2 separate regions of the Homo sapiens genome follow, and region 2 is linked to region 1. Evidence: chromatin loops called from intact Hi-C (ENCODE). Cell type or tissue: heart left ventricle. All regions are shown on one strand. Each heading gives the region's core, and the rest is flanking DNA. Links, peaks and the distances in the headings are about the cores only. Region 1 overlaps DCLK1 (doublecortin like kinase 1). Region 2 overlaps NBEA (neurobeachin).

What was found. Hi-C counts contacts between places; a loop is a spot of excess contacts. Peaks named below come from ENCODE experiments on the same cell type or tissue, not always from the same donor. Only the 100,000 strongest peaks of a DNase experiment are listed, where the experiment ranks them.
Region 2: it touches region 1 in a loop (1.9-fold over the local background); 2 of 110 quality-filtered maps call a loop at or near these places.

Annotation. Positions count from the first base shown.
Region 1 is chr13:35,785,274-35,793,616 of GRCh38, reverse strand. DCLK1 (doublecortin like kinase 1) reads left to right here. Exons shown (of 17, transcript NM_001330071.2): 16 at 138-251. Among named protein-coding and RNA genes, the nearest start is that of LINC00445, 92 kb to the right of the region's middle. RefSeq lists an enhancer at 3,391-3,892. In heart left ventricle, for the core only: a CTCF peak has its summit at 4,098 (motif pointing right); no DNase peak of the experiment used is centred there; H3K27ac peaks cover 109 bases.
Region 2 is chr13:35,467,056-35,475,398 of GRCh38, reverse strand. It overlaps NBEA (neurobeachin), which reads right to left. Exons shown (of 59, transcript NM_001385012.1): 41 at 2,863-2,999. It overlaps MAB21L1 (mab-21 like 1), which reads left to right. Exons shown (of 1, transcript NM_005584.5): 1 at 1-1,610. The coding sequence ends at 340. Among named protein-coding and RNA genes, the nearest start is that of MAB21L1, 5.5 kb to the left of the region's middle. RefSeq lists an enhancer at 1-134. In heart left ventricle, for the core only: no CTCF peak of the experiment used is centred there; a DNase peak (open chromatin) is centred at 4,168; H3K4me3 peaks cover 4,497 bases; H3K27ac peaks cover 1,424 bases.

The DNA of each region.
Region 1 (8,343 bases), core at 108-8,107:
TGAGTAGACATTGGTTGGTTTATTTCTGACATCTTATGAATTCTAAGATCACTGCCTGTGACTAGAAGATTTAGCCTTCATTTTTCATTTATCTCATTTTCTTTCTTTTTCTCTTCTCTTTATTTCTTTTTCTCCAGGATGATGGCCTCCCAGAAAATGAACATCAGCTGTCAGTAGCTGGAAAGATAAAGAAGCATTTCAACACAGGCCCCAAGCCGAATAGCACAGCAGCTGGAGTTTCTGTCATAGCAGTAAGCATCTGAAATATCCACCTATAACTTTTTTTAAAGCAACCCACCTAAGAGACAGGCATTACTCAGGAGATTCTCCAGTCAGAGACAGCAGAATGGGTCATTTCTTTAGACAGCTCAGCCACTTAATGCACTAGAGGAGGTATGGGACTTATATATATTATGTGTTTCTGCAGATCATTTCCCTGGGCATCACATCATTATCCAACACCTCCAGGGTGTCTTGCAGTATATATTAATTTTATGATTTATTTATTTAAAACCGAAAACCTCCCCCATGCTGGACTCTGTGCCAATGCAAACTTCTTGGCTCTAAGAAAAAGAGTTCATAGTGTCCTTTTGCTAGGACCTAGAAAGGAAAGGCAAGCTGAGAGAGACGACATTGCAGGGAGAGCTTGGAACACTATAGATCTTGATACTAGACCTAAATTAAAGTCAAAGCATAGCAGAAAGCTACGCAGTGAGATTTTCAGTGAAATTGAATTACTGTGAACACCCAACGAAGTCACGATGTCTTGCTCCTTAGAAATTTCTGTTCTTAAAGTTGAAAGTCTTTTAACATTTACTATTTTATTGATGCGTCTGCACAAGGCCTTTCTTTTCTGTTCTATACATGCAGACATACACTACATGCAATTTGATCGCAGCTCTAGGCAAAGATTAAATTGGGCCGAGGAATAATGAAACCTCATACTTCCTGGTGTCATATTCTGGAGTAAATATATTCAAGTTCCAATTACTTGAGTTTTTAATAAATTCCTCTTTTTTTCAGAGTGTGTAAATTTTAATAGCATATTCAATCTGAAAATCACTTGAGCTGTTTTTCTTCTCCAAACAAAGAATTTAAGACACTATGATGTGGACTTTTTCAAAAGTATTTATGCTATTAAACAGCACCTCTCACTCATGAGCAGTACTGAATATTTAACCACTTCTCTGGGTGTTTTTAGTTTCTTTCCTTTTTTTCTTTTTTGGTTGCGCGAGAGCTCTAAAAAAAAACTGAAGATAAACAAGTGATCTGTTTGATGCCACCAATCCCAGATCTGGGTTACTGAGTATTTGATATGAGGTTCCAGAATTTGCAAATGGTACGAATGCATGCATACACACCCTCGTACTGTTTGCATTTCGTGTTTCTCGATTGAACCCTTTCAATAGTGATTTACATGCGTGTGAGCAACTGGCACATGTGTAAAGTGAAAGGGAATGCCTACTCTTCCAGATGTTCCTCAGTGCCGCTGAAGTTTTAAAATTTCAAGTTGTTCTTGCCCTCTATCTTTAATTCTTTCTGAGAAAATTCAATGTAGAAGTAAATTAACCTTTACATCTTCCATAGATGGTCAGTGTTCTTTGTTCTGAGCTGATATTCAGTCAGTAAGTTTTGAAAGCAACAATATCATAGTGATTCTCTACTAAACCAGACATTCTATACTCTGTTTCCATTGTTCGTTCAAGATATATGTCTATTCCAAACATTTGATTCCACAGTTTTCTTTTGGAATGGACTGCCAGCATGCTTGTCCATGAAAGGGACTGTTTTTCTCCTGCTAAGGGCTTACAGCTGCTAGAGAGAGTGCCTTTCCACCTCTGTCATTTTGCTTTTGTTTTCTTTTTTTTTCCTGGTCTTTTATTTTAATCAGTCTTTGGTTAAGTTTGCCTTGGTTGCTCAATATTTGTTTGTTCACAGTATTCTAGGAGTCTTACAATGACTAAGGGCAGGAACGTCAGGGCAATTTTCCAATTGACAAACACCACATATTTGAGGGGAAATCCTATTTTAATCAAAGTTGGATAAATTCTGAAGCGTTATCCATATGAATTCATTAAAACCTCATCTAGCTGGATCTTAAAACACTCATTAGTATTTGAAGATCAAAGATCCACTTTTTTTTTTCCTAAATGTCATGATTGGACCACTTTGAATGCAATTTTGAATGCAAGTTTCTCAATTCATCACTAACACGGTTTCCATGGAAACTGCACAAACTGGTAATATACTTACAAATTGTAAAGTGGGCTGTGTAATGCTGAGTTATGCATTGGTTGCATGCTTGTTTAATCTTTACTGCTGCAGAGGTTTTTTTTTTTTTAATAATTATCAACTTAATTCAGATTCAAAATAATTGGCTGGTTTCAGAAAACTGTATCTTAAAAAATGCCTGTCAGATCTATAGCACAATTCATATGTTAACTATCAGCATTAATATTTCAAGCATAAAAGAGAATATCAATGTAGATTTCAGAGATTGTTTTAAGAGAAACTGGTCTACCATACTATGTACATGAGGCACCTTCTCCAGAATGCTTTTCCCTCATAAATATCTCTACCTTCTAGAAGAACCTGGCTGAGGTCAGTAACCAAAGGGTGGGGCTGGGAATTAGAAACTGGCTATTTTGGCCACCTTCATTGTGATACTTTCAGAATAGCACTGGATACATCCAATTATATTGCATAACCATTTTTTCATTCTTAAAATGCAAAGGCTGACTATCAGGGGACTATCACAAGAAAAAGAAACCCTGGCATTAAATAATATTCCAAAGTATGACTGCCAAGAAAGATTATTCTGCTATGAAGCAAAATAAGTGGGAGGTAGAAGAAAAATTTTTTATAAATGGTATATTCTATAAAGACTATTTGATAATTTAATAATTTAATATAATGATTAATTTGCTCACATCATTAAAAGTTCAGGAATTGATATAATACAGTGATGACTTCTCTTTGATAGATTTACAAAAACTGGTTTCAGCATAAATTTCATTCAAACAGAATTTTCCTAGGTATATACGCTCTCCCCAGAGGCTATAAAATAATGTATTTTAAACCGCCTTTACCATGGGACTAATTTTTTAGAATTACATACACCCTTTAGAATGTTTTAAAAATTATTATTTAGGACATAGTGTTAGTTTGTGGTTTGGTGGCAGTTGGGGAATCAACAATTAAATAATTAATTTTTAACTAGTACTTCTCATTCCTTAGTTAGAAACCTAACTACCTGCTGGAGATCACCAATGCTCATCAGAGAATCTGTGACACTCTTTCTTTCTTAGAATGACAAAAGAAAAAAGCATACTGTCATAACCGGCAGCCTCTCTCACAGGTGTAATTTATGATATGAGAGTAGTTTAACATGTACTCATGTTCTGAATTGTAGTGTTTTTTGTTCATGTTGTCATTTTTTTCTTCTGCTTCACAGTCTGTACATTATTAGGACCAAAGAAAGGACAAATGACAACTTTATATTAAGGTCGCAAGAGGGCCTCGAGTTGGCTAGGACAGTAATTACCAGCTGGAGGTTCACAGGGATCACACACCCTCCTGAAGGAGGAAAGGTGCTCTGACATTAGGTCAAGCCATGGGATTAGGTGGAAGGCATTGCATTCCTTAGAATTGCAGCATTCTGTGCCTCTCAGAGAGACGCCATTGTCCCTCTGCTGCCTTTCTCAGTAGTTGGGGGATTTGAAAAAAAAAAGAGAGAGAGAAAGGGAAACAAAAGGTTATTAAAATGCAATTTATAGACATGAAATGAATTAGAGATGACATTTTAACGGTGAACTTTTTGAGAGCTGAGGGAAGAGAGAGAGGCATTATTAGATTTGCTCAGCTTGATGAAGAACCGATGACTAAGATGTCAGTTCCAATTTATTTTTCCTCATTTAACACTGTTTATTATTTTAACCAATAATTTTCCTAATGCTTTAAAGTTCTTCTTTTGCATTTTGCTCATGCAAATAGAGCGTTTCAGTCTAATTGAACAAATCCATACTAATCAGCATGCATATAATTGTGACACTGGGAAGCTTAGTTCTAAAATGAGACCTGTTATATGACACTTTGCCTGTAGATGGCAATAGAAAGCTAATTACTAAGTAGCTGTCTTTGTGGCCAAGCATACACCTTCATCTTCCTGAGAGCCAGTATACTTTGATTTTTTTCTCAATAAAATGAAACACACATTTTTAAAAAGATTAAAACTTCACATTGCATTTTATGCACACTTGGATAGCCTAGTTTATAATCAGAGCACAAAATCCTCCAAGCAGTTTTTAGTTTAAATGCCTGGTGCCCTGGCATGTTTTTGAAATGCCTTTGTGAATTTAGAAGCAGAAACTGTCATCAGCATCATACCAGTAACGCACTTGAAAGAACACATGAGCCCCTCTGAAGAAAGGTGTCCAAGTCGCATCCTCTCGTGGGCAGAATGGGGAAGCGGGTACACAGCATGATTAGTGTCCTTCAGGTTTGGGGGATTGAATCTTTTATCCCCAGGTACCCAAAAGCTAACATCTTATTCCAGGATGAACAACTTTGAGAACTTCTCCTGTCTTCTATTTATTGTACTTTGTGTTAATCAAAAGCACTTAACTGTTCATATGCATTTTTATTATACAAAGAAAACTATTTTTTGTTTTATTTCACTTTCCATATTTTCATAGAGAAAATTTATTGACTGTTTTATACTCTATCTTCTTAGTTTAGAAATGTAATTAAGATTCACCTTTAATTAGATCATATACCTTTTATAAAAAGGAAAAGAAAAGAAAAGATTCACCTTTAAGAGTAGCTCTGCTTTTGAAGATTAACTCAGAAATTTAAATGCTGTAATTGATGAGGTTTCAAAACCTGATTCTTTTCCTCTTTCATTTCATAGTTATGAAGCCCTCAAATTTAAGCCTTATGCGGTAATACTCTATGGGGTCCAATCTGCTTTCTCTTAAGTGGCTAATGCTCATTTCAGTACTTTATTGAATTGTGAAGCATTTTCTATTCTATGGCATATGAAGAGGTGTTTATATCTTTTGAAATTGAGAGGACATGATTAAAATGGTCATTCAAAAACTTGTTTGAAGAACTAGATCTATTTGAGCAAATTGGCCTCCAAAATAGTCATGAGGTGTCACTTCCTGCCTTTTTGTTGTCAGTATGCAGACTTAGGATATTAGCTAGTTACCCTGCAGAAGAGGCATCGTAACTATATATACATATAGAATCAATGAAGAACAGCTTGGTCTGGAGTCTTAATTCTTTAGCACAATGCTGATCCACTGAGTTGCCCCATTTCTCTCTGCTCAGCTGGACCACGGGTTTACCATCAAGAGATCAGGGTCTTTGGACTACTACCAGCAACCAGGAATGTATTGGATAAGGTATGAGATGGTGCAGCTCAACAGTCAGTGTTTCCATGGCAACGTGCTGGCAGTCTCCATTAACCAGTTCCTTCGGTGGATAAACATGCTTTTGATTTGTTATCCAGTCCATATGCTGCTTTATCAGTTTCATTTTAATCTTGATTGAGATGCCACACCCCCTCATTCCTTTTTTTCACCCATTATTCACACTGACATTTGCCAGCTTTCTTTCCATTGCACATGCTCAGTATCAATTTTCCTTATGGTTAAAAGGACAGTATATTTAGTGCTAATGCCAAAGCATTTTCCTGACGTTGCTAATTAAAACAATGATTTCCAGTGCTCTTCTGTCCCTTAACAAATGGAAGAACAATAGCACGCTAGTGTGTGTTCTATAGAAGTATATACTGTCATTTTAAAGTCATCAAGCCCAACCTTGACCTGATTAGATGGATAACAATGCATTTACACCTTAGTAGTAGAAGCGCCTCAAAGTACAATGGGCTATAGAATGCATTGTGTGTGTTGGTAAGCTTGTGTTTTCAAATTCTCCACCTTTTTGTTTTGTTTTTGTTTTATTGTTCCCTCTTCCCCCTGGAAATCCCTCTATGTATTAGCTATTGCATGAATTTATTTTTCAATATCTTGTAACTGTCAGATTATTTAGCTGGCTTATCTGCTCAAGCAAAAGGGATTATGGGAGGTATCGATTTTTTTAAAACTGGGTTAAGAATTCTATCCAATCGTTTTCTATTCCAGTCAACTGCCCTGGCATTTCCTTCAAGGGGCATTGTTTGTGTCTCTTTAAGTTATCCACAAGCAGGATGGTTTTTGATGGTTTGAGAAATGAACTCTGAGAAATTCTAGGGAGGCTGTTTTCGCCATCTTAATGTTTCTGAAGTGATCTCCAGGTAACACTCCACATCTTAGTATTTGAAAAAAAAAAAATTCCACTGGTTTTGGCATTTGTTTTTTCCAAACTGTGGAGCCTATCTGTAGTAAGACAGTAGCTGCCTGATGTTGTTTCATGGTTAGACTGCAAAGTTTTACCAAAAAATTAAAATATATATGTATGTGTGTATATATGCACATATAAAGTATATATGTTATACATAATGTGTATGTGTGTGTATATATATATATAATATATATATATGATTTTAGCCCCAATTGTTACTCCTGGTTATTTTTCTATAATCAGACACTCAAAACATAGTACATAGGAAAGCAGAAAGGGGCATACCTTGACAAATGATTCAGATATACTAAAATCATGATCATTTCCAAATCTGTTTAAAGCAAGAAAACACCCAAAGCTCAATAAAATTTTCTAAGGTCATTTTGACATAGAAGGCTATTTGTGTCTTCTCCATTTATAATGCATGTAGGAGTTGCACATTCATTTATTTAATTTACCTACATAATTGGCCTTATGGATGTAGAAAGAACTTAATTTTTGACCTTATTTTGGAGGGAGAAGGGTGAGTTAATCATAATCTGCCTTTGTGCAGACCCTTCTTTTTTGACTTTGTAACACAGAAGAGGATTCATCCATCTTTTACTTTTACCTGAAAGAATATATACTTCCAGAAGAGTGCACCTATCAGGAATGCACATCTCTATAAATTTTCACAAACTGAACATGCCCCTGTAGGCAGCACCCAGATCAGGCACAGAACATTCCTAGCACCCCAGGGGCTCCCTTCCAGGAGGGGTCACTTCACCTCGAGGGTAAACACTGACCCTAGAGTCCAGCCACATTAATTAGCTTTGGCTGGTTTTGTACTCTATAGAAATCGAATCACACCATGCTCCATCCTTTTTAAATTATATGTCTCCTAATGTCAGGAATATTAACCAGATATATATGTGTAAAGTTAATATACAATTAAAAATAGGCATCAAGTATATCTAATTATAGTTGTGCATATTTGTGTTATAAAAATTACACATATAAAGTCATCTAATTTCAAAAACCTCTGGAAAATTAAATTACTAAATTTGTAGGATTAAGGATGGGAACTAAACCCCAAGTAAACACAATAATTAATAAACGTAGCCAACTATAAAAAGGCCATTTAACTAAAATCCTAGTGATGGTTCCCATCAGCAGACAAAATGACACATCCCTGAATAATGGGCAGGAGCAGATGGGAGATAATCTCTTTTTTCTTGCGCACATAAAGTGCTCTGTTTTCCAGCTGGGGCAGTAACAACAATGTTTATAGTTAGTGCTGTACTGAACAGTGCACCCAGTATGTAAAGCTAAATTGGAGAAATGATGCTAAAAACTCATCGGCATATATGCTTAATTAGGAAGTTTTATAATGCCATTTAGCCCCAGAACGTACACGCTCTCCTTACTGATTGCGAGTGCTTGCCTTTTATCTCCGCAGAAGTGGGAGCATTTGTCTAACCATGGTGGCAGCCAACTTTCTAACACAAACAATCATTACAGGCGAGCATCCCTGCTCCCAATTGTTGTGTTTAAAGCGCTCATGGCTGTTTTTACTGCTGTAAGCCGAACACTTGGGAGTCGCGCTTGCTTTTTGTAAAGCAGATCACATGAGGGCACAGGCTGGGAAAACCATCTCCTCAGGGTGCCCAGAATTGGTCTGTCTCTCTTAACTGGCTTTTTGGTGATTGTAGACAAATAGTGGGGATTTGTTTTCCCCTTTCTCTCCATTCTCCAGCCTCATACCAGAGAGCTGCTTCCAAGGGAGCAGCATCCTTCACTTGACCCACGCATCCAGGAGACTTTGCTCCTGTCACCCAGAGTCCAGGGAGGACGCTGCCCCAGGTGTGAGCTCACTGGGCTATTGCACACTCTCCTGACCTAAGAAGCCACCATTTCCCCCTGCTGCAAGCCACTGGAGAACATTTGCATCCCGTTATATTTTCCCCTTCCTGGAAATGCATCCTTATTCAAAGGGGACGCTGTCACACACATTTCTAC
Region 2 (8,343 bases), core at 253-8,252, 320 kb after region 1:
AAAGAAGTGCCTCTCCATCCTCAAAACCTTAAGGGATCGTCACCTTGAACTGCCGGGCCAGCCCTTGAACAATTACCATATGAAGACTCTGGTTTCCTACGAGTGTGAAAAGCATCCCCGAGAGTCGGACTGGGACGAGTCTTGCCTGGGTGATCGGCTGAACGGGATTTTGCTGCAACTTATCTCCTGCCTGCAGTGCCGGCGGTGTCCCCACTACTTTCTACCGAACTTAGATCTGTTTCAAGGCAAACCTCACTCAGCTCTGGAAAACGCTGCCAAACAAACGTGGCGACTGGCAAGAGAGATCCTGACCAACCCGAAAAGTTTGGAAAAACTTTAGAGGATGATTTAATCAAGAGCCGAAATTATTACCCTTCTCAAAGTCCTTATTAAGTGTAAACTTCTGTTCAATTCCTAATATTCCACTCCGCAGTGCAAACAATCTCTTCCTTTAAAAAGGAATAATAATACAATATTTAAACATCATCTCACCCACCCCCACAAGGGGAGAAAAAGTAGGGGAAGCGGATGGAGAAAAACCCAAAGCCACTAGTATTAGAAGACTTCTTTCCACACGATTTCCTATCTCCCTTGAAAAGTACACCGTAACACTCCGTAAACAGCCCAGCTGTAACGCCAGACCGAGACGAACACTCTGCCTAACTATCAAAGGATTATAGCAATCCTGGTGATTTAGGTGCATCTGTCTGTGAGTAAACACGATTTGGATATGCCATCTGAAAGAAACTGTAATGTATATTTTGATTTGTAACAAATATTGTGATCTCACATTGTCTTTGAAAGTGTGGATGTTGGTGTTTTGTGATTTGGTGAACAGAACTTAAATTGCCATTCTGGATACTTCCAGACATTTTCCACTAACAAAGATATCATTTAAAGGTAGATTTCTTCCTGGTACTTTTATCTGTCTTTGAAAGTGTCTGAACTTTAAAAAGTTTACATTTTGTTTCAAATATTGCTTGTTCTATTTCTAACATTCCATAAATATACTTGAAATGTTATTTAAATATATTCAAAGAAATTTGAATTCAGCTTATATAATAACGCTTGAATATCTGAATTATATATTTGAAAAATGCACTTGAAATACACTGGATAATTACTTTTGTGATTTAGATTTTAATTTGTTGCTGGTTTTTATTTAATTAGATGGTAATAAATGAAGTAAAATAAAAGTTGTTGTGTCTCACTTTAAATTGTTTCCTATCACAAGATGTAATGATGCATTTTGAAAATCAAACCCACTTGAATATCTTAAATATTTTGAGAAATATGCTAATGAAATCCTTAAAAATAAAACATTGGAGAAAAGCTCTTTCTGTATAGGTCCATAAGATAACAATCTACTCTCAGTCTCTAACTTACTTGTAAGACAATTCCTTTCTACAACAGAAACAATTTAAATCTACCTTTGAAAGCTTGCTCTTCTTGTAGCATTTTTGATAATATAAGAAAAAAAGTCTATCATGACAGTAGAGATGACTGAGTTAAAAATCTGACTAATTCAGAGGAAATGAACTTAACAAAGTCATAATGAAACTTCGAAAATTATGTATGAAAACTAATAAAACGATCCTTTCTGACCAATATATTTTATGTCAAACCTTATTTTATGTAATAAGGGTTCCATTAGCAGAATAAATTCATTAGAAATTCAACATTTCTTTTTGACTTCATAGGGCAAGCTAATAAAAGGATGAACACAAAATTTAAGTTATTTTAAAATAAAATACAGTGCATTCAAGCTCATTTTAAAAACTACATTTGCAGCTAGAAGTAAAAGAAGTCCCATGGCTCTCCTTTGGAAGAGTTTAGTAGTCAACAAGTGCTGAAAAGGCTGATCACCTATGGGCCTTAAGTTAGTTAATTCAGGTGATGGTAAATTTTTGGATTTCAGCTCTAGTCTACAAATACTATTTTATAACATTTTATTTCAATATCTAAATTAAAAACAATAAAGTTCTGGATCTGTGGGAGCATTTGTCTTTGACTATTTTAGAATAACTGCCTCTGAAAATAAAGGAAGATCTTTGCAAAATGATGCTAGAATTTCTAGCATGACACTTCATGCTGTTGAATTCTTAACCCCAGAATAGAAGTTTGCAAATTGCACAGTAACATGAAAGTTAAAACATTAGAACAGATCTCAGAAAATGCTGAGAAAGAGCTACTCTAATACTCTGGTGTTTAAAATCTACACAATAACATTTAATAAATATGCATTTAAATGGTCCAAATTTGTATTTTCTGGCATTATATCCAAAGAATACAATATTTAAACATCTGAGTGCTAGCATATATATTTAAAATCAAAGCTCAGAGAATCAGTTGCTTTTCTCTTAAATCCACATATAAAACCCATTCTTATTTCAGGAGATGGACAAAATGGGTGTACTAATGGAGATTAATTTATATCTAAATGCTCTCCCCCCAGTTTCCTTATAACTTTTCAATAATCACATTACAATATAAAGTTTTGAAAATTAAAAGTGATCTTAATAAGAAATTTCTCAAGACCTTTCAAAGTCAGCCTCAGAGCCTGAGATTCTGGGCCCCAGGGACTTGGAAGCAATTGGCTTAACTACCAAATCTGCCCAAATGCAAACAAAGGCACTCATAGAAAGACTGTTAAAATGTGCATGCTCTGGTAATACAGGATTTAAATTCATTAATATATTCTTCAATTCCATAAAGAGAACATGCTATTTCATTCATTTTATTTTCTATGAGAAAGAGGAGAATGTGCTCCCCTCCTCCACTGTCAGGTAAAACCAAACAAAATTGAAAACCACTTCCTGCCACAAAGCCACCAATACTGTACATGGAATCGCTTTAACTCACTTTCGTGTCGATCTTCTTGAAGGCAGAATCATCCTCATCTACCTCGAAGTAGATTTCTGTCGTGGTGATGGAGAGAGTCCCCTTGGCCACCACCACGGGAGCGATGAGCTGGGCAGGGGTGCTGAGAACCACTGGGCCTGCAAGGCAAGGACAAGGGGAGTCAGGCTGAGCCCCTGTGGCCCTTCCTGCTCCCTCCCAGAAAGGTACCAGAGGTTTTTATTGGTAAGGATGCACTAGAAAAAATGGTGCCTGTATTATGCGGCAAACTCTTTTTTCACGTAAGATAAGGACTACTTAGCTTTTATACATTACCTTATAACGAGACTAGAGAGAAAAAATGGTATGAAAACCCAGGAGGTCAGGATACCGAATAACGCTCAATTTCCACCTAGAAATCCTACATGGTTGGTAAGGGGCTGCCATTAACTTACTTAAAAGTGCAGAACGGACAAATGCCCCAATTCTCCATTGAGTATCACTGGCTTTTCCAGAGACCCTAGGCAGTCAGCACTGCCCCCAAGACCAGCCATCGCGCGAAGCCGTTCCACTCAGCAGCGGCGCTCCCCAAGGAGAGGCGAGAGGACGAGAAGGGGGCAAGGATCTAAATGATAAATTCCGCTGTTCAGAGCGGTTTGCCTCTTGCAGGAAGATTAATCTAATATCGGTCTCCTAAGGCGCGCTACACACACATACATACGCGTGCATACGGACATTACATAAAGTTCTTACGTAGAAAAGAACGAAAATCTTAGTCATTTTCTTACAGAGAATATATCAAAAGTGATGAAAATGTAAGACGCTTGAACAAAACGGTTCTCAAAAAACCGTGCGAAAGTGCTACTTCTCAACTTTTGAAACTACAGAAACAGCTTCACTAGAAGTGCCTGCCAGGGTGCTTGCTTCGAATTCCCTCAATCTGTTAAGGTTGAAAATCACGAATTACGCGTATGGAATATGAATTCAAATGGGATATTACCTAAATGTTTTCTGTAAAGTCTCCCCAAAGGGAGCCATTCTTCGCAATCCTGGATTCGAAACACGATATAACGTTATACATAACGTGGGGATCGGATGTAACTATTCATTTGTAGGTAGCAAGGGCGCATCATAATCCCTTCCACTTCTCTCAAATGCATACAGTCAGATGCGTCACAATAACAGTCGGAGAAAGGCAATAAAAAGTTAGGTTCCCCGCGGCCGCTAGGCCTCGGCCCTCCGGGCGGAGAGCCCTCGCGCCGACACCGCCCTCGGCCCCCGCCGGGCCGGGCTCGGGAGAGGCGGCCAAGTTGGCTTTCCCTGGCGCAGCACACACCCAATCTGCGACCGTCCTGCACAATGCCGGGCCGTTCCCGAGGCTGCGGGAACACAGAGGGCTGGGCTGGCTTCTGTCGCGATTACAAGGGGGTGGCTAAGGAGCAAACTGTGACAGTGTCAGCTTTCAGCCCTGTCGGGACTGCCCGGGCCAGACCCACGCACAGCCCTGTCTTTCATTTCACTGCTCTCGATCCCCCGATGAGCCCCCGGGGCTCGCGGACTCTGGGCCTCGGCCTCTGCCCAGCCGAGTCGGGGTCCACCTCGGTTGCACAAGGTTTTTCTTTGGAAAGGGAGAGGCAGTCGATCTGAAGCACCACTTTAAAGGATCATCAATCTTAATCTAGATTGCTCAAGTAATTACGCCCGAATCTCTTGTACGATTACAAGTGGATTTGGGTTTCTATTCCCCAGGCCCTCCTTTGTGTTTATTGGAGGGTCTGTGCGCGCGCTTGGCGGCGCCTCCTGCCTCCCGCGCCCTCCTCCGAATCCCCCAACGCTCGGGCCGGTTCGAACCGCTCCCTTAACCCTTAAGCAACCAGGACGCTCCCTTGGATGCCACTTTTCCTATCTTCTCTCTGAAGAAATCTATGCGGTTTACTCTTGCTTGGGGCAAGGTGAGAAAGGTGATTTGGTTCACACTGGAAACAAAGTTGTACATTGTTGGGCATTGCTAAAAACCTCAAAAAAGTCTCCATTCTAAAGACAGAGGACTATCAAGATTTATAGTTTAACAGAGGTTTCTGGCATTTGGAGACAAATAATGGTCAAAAACACTAAAAATGGTGAATTACTTCTTTCTCTTAAAAAGTAATTTAACGTATCCAAATTGAGAACATGAAAAAAAAAAGATCGTGAAACATCAAAACCATACCCATTGATTTATTGAAATACATTACAAATTTTAAGTACACATCCGTGAACTTTCCGTGGGGAGCATATCTTCTCTACTTCTCTGTGTTTCTGAAAGGGGACGGCTTCCTTTGGATTTTACTCCAATATCCTTCTGTTGAGGAGATTTTCTGGGCATTTATAAAAGGGCTTCGAACTGGTCTTTCTTTAAGAAAGACCATCATGAAATATTCAGCATTAATAGTGTGTCATTTTTACCCTCGTCCTTTGGAAATCTCCAATTACAACTTCCAATTCCATAGCATGTTTAAGGAGCACTGAATCTTTTTGTTGTAGTCTTCAGGGAGCAAACCAGCCGCAGAGAGAATACAGAGTTAATCCACTACAGAATAGAGAGAGGGGATTATGTTTTAATCCCCTTTGGGGGAGCCTTTGGATTTTAGGGATCCGATATTAAAATGTTTACATAAGGCACAATCACAAGCCAGCACATCTTCCATACAGTACTTGGTTATTTGAAAACCTCGGATCCCTTTCCAAATAAAAATAGTTTACAAAGAATAGCATCTCTGAATGATGGTGAGATGGTGATCTAGCTGATTCTGTTCTAGAAGATAACTTAAGTAACTACACATTTAACCTCCTAAACTTTGCTTGGTGTAGTGAGTTGAGGAATGACTGTAAATATATTCATCCCAATCACTACTATAGCAATAAAAGAATAAATTATAATGTCCTCGGCACACATAGAAATATTGATATTAAATGTTAAACAAATGGATAAGACAAACCTCTTCCTATTGCATTGATGCATATAATAATTTAAAATTCCACCATCTAAAGTGGTAATTAAAAGGAAAATATAAATGTTATTTACTTTTTACAACTGGCAATATAATGCTTAAAAAATACTGATCCATTACTATTTTTGAAAGAAGTATAGGGGTATTACTTCCCATTTATCTAATTTAAAATCTGAACTAGAACAAAAACCGCCCAAGCATAATGAATCTTTAAAATAATAACTTCTCTTTAGAGCTGTAAGATCTTTAACCAATTGAGATGGTAAACCTCATCATGGACCTACAGTAGAAAGTACACATTTTATATTAAAAAAGAAACAATTTATCAAATATATTTTAAAAGTAGAATGTTAAATACTTGTGGGTTTAGATTATCTTGATGAAAATAAAAATTTCAAGCACAGAAATCTTAATAATATGCTGACATTTTGGTAAAACTTTACAAAATTCTTTTTTTTTTTTTTTTTTTTTGAGATAGAGTCTTGCTCTGTCACCCAGGCTGGAGTGCAATGGCTCAATCTCTGGCTCACTGCAACTTCTGCCCCCCGAGCTCAAGCGATTCTCCTGCCTCAGCCTCCTGAGTAGCTGGGAGTACAGGCACGCACCACTGTGCCCAGCTAATTTTTGTATTTTTAGTAGAGACAGGGATTCACCATGTTGGCCAGACTAGTCTTGAACTCCTAACCTCAGTTGATCCACCTGGCTTGGCATCCCAAAATGCTGGGATTACAGGCATGAGCCGCTGTGCACGGCCACAAAACTCTTTTATATTTTTACAGAACTAATAGTCCAATATTCACAAATTTTAAGTTATTGGATGTGTCAATGCTTTCTTGCCAAAGACCACCAAGAACACATCTGTAGTTGAACAAGTGGGTTTTATTACTCATTGCAGTGAGAGAAACTGACAACAATAAGTACCATGGGGTGACTTAGGGGTGTTAAAAGACTCATTGTAGGATCTGGATTTTACTTAAGTGATTTTGGGAAGAGTTCAGGAAAGCAGGGCTTTGCTCTGGATTGGGCTCTGTCAGGCATCAGAAATAATTCAATGATTAAGTATTTCAATCAATCTTATCTAGAGGGAAGGAAGACTAAATGTATGTATGCTAAAGCTCTAATTGAAGAGATGTAGCAGTCACTCATATTAGCCAAAAGAGGGGAATGTCTGGTATTTTTGTGGTATGCACAGTGATCTTGCTTTTGTCTGTGCTTAGTCAAAATTATAAAGTTGTTTTTTGTCTCACATCATCATCACACAACCCTGTATGAAGTTGGTGCTCTGTGAGGTTGTTTATGTCCAACAAGAGAACGCCATGGCCTAGCTGTGAGCTCCAGGACAGTTCTCAAAAAGAATGAGGCTTAGATATAGGCAGGCCAGTTCCCAGAGGTCAGAGGCTGCTTTTTCTTTTTCTCAATTGCAGGGATTAATCATTTTCAGGGGAGGGGAGTGGGGGGGGGGTGTAAATCATTTTCAGGAGGGGGTACACTGCATTCTAGTGATTAAAAGGCAACGATGGCTATTAAATTTCCAAGTAATGCTAAGCTTCTTTACAACTTTCAATGTAAAGCACAGCAAAGACTACGTATGGAAAAAAAAGAGTTGGAGTTTAATTAAAATTGGAATTGTTAGAAGTATTTGATGACTTTCAATTGGTAAACTATATTTAGGGTACATAAAATTATAATGTATTTTAGAATCACTTGAATATTTCCTAACCTTAGTTTAATATTGTTAAAAGTTGTATTAGCTATATGGATTTTCTTCAGCTTCAATTACTTGGAAACTACATGCTCAGTTTGCTTTTAGAACATGTAAAATATTGTTATTTTGGGATAATAAACATTGACTAATCTTAGTAGAATTATTAAACTTAAAATCCTGACATTATTTAGAAGAACTAAAACTAATCTGAAATTCTTTATGTTCAATGTAAAATAATATTATTCCAAAGAAATCAGGACAAAAATATAATAAGGGAGTAAATTTTTACAATTATTTTTATAAAGTGGTATACATTGTAGGGAAATAATTCATAGCATGAGTGACTGAACATATCTAAAATATCTGTCACTGCTTTGGACTCTTTTATTTTTTTTAGATGGAGTCTTGCTCTGTCACCCAGGCTGGAGTGCAGTGGCATGATCTCTGGCTCACTGCAAGCTCCGCCTCCCGGTTTAAGCGATTCTCCTGCCTCGGCCTCCCAAGGAGCTGGGATTACAGGTGCATACCACCATGCCCAGCTAATTTTTGTATTTTTAGTAGAGATGGTGTTTCACCATGTTGGCCAGGCTGGTCTTGAACTCCTGACCTTGTGATCCGCCCGCCTTGGCCTCCCACAGTGCTGGGATTACAGGTCTGAGCCACCGCACCTGGCCATAGACTCATTATTTTTAAGTATGGTACAGTCAGTTTCCCTAAAACATTCTCCCCCATAGAAATAAATAATAAGATGTTTTAATCTCAAAACAAATTACTGAAGAATATAATAAAGTTGTAACTTTGTTTTGGAAT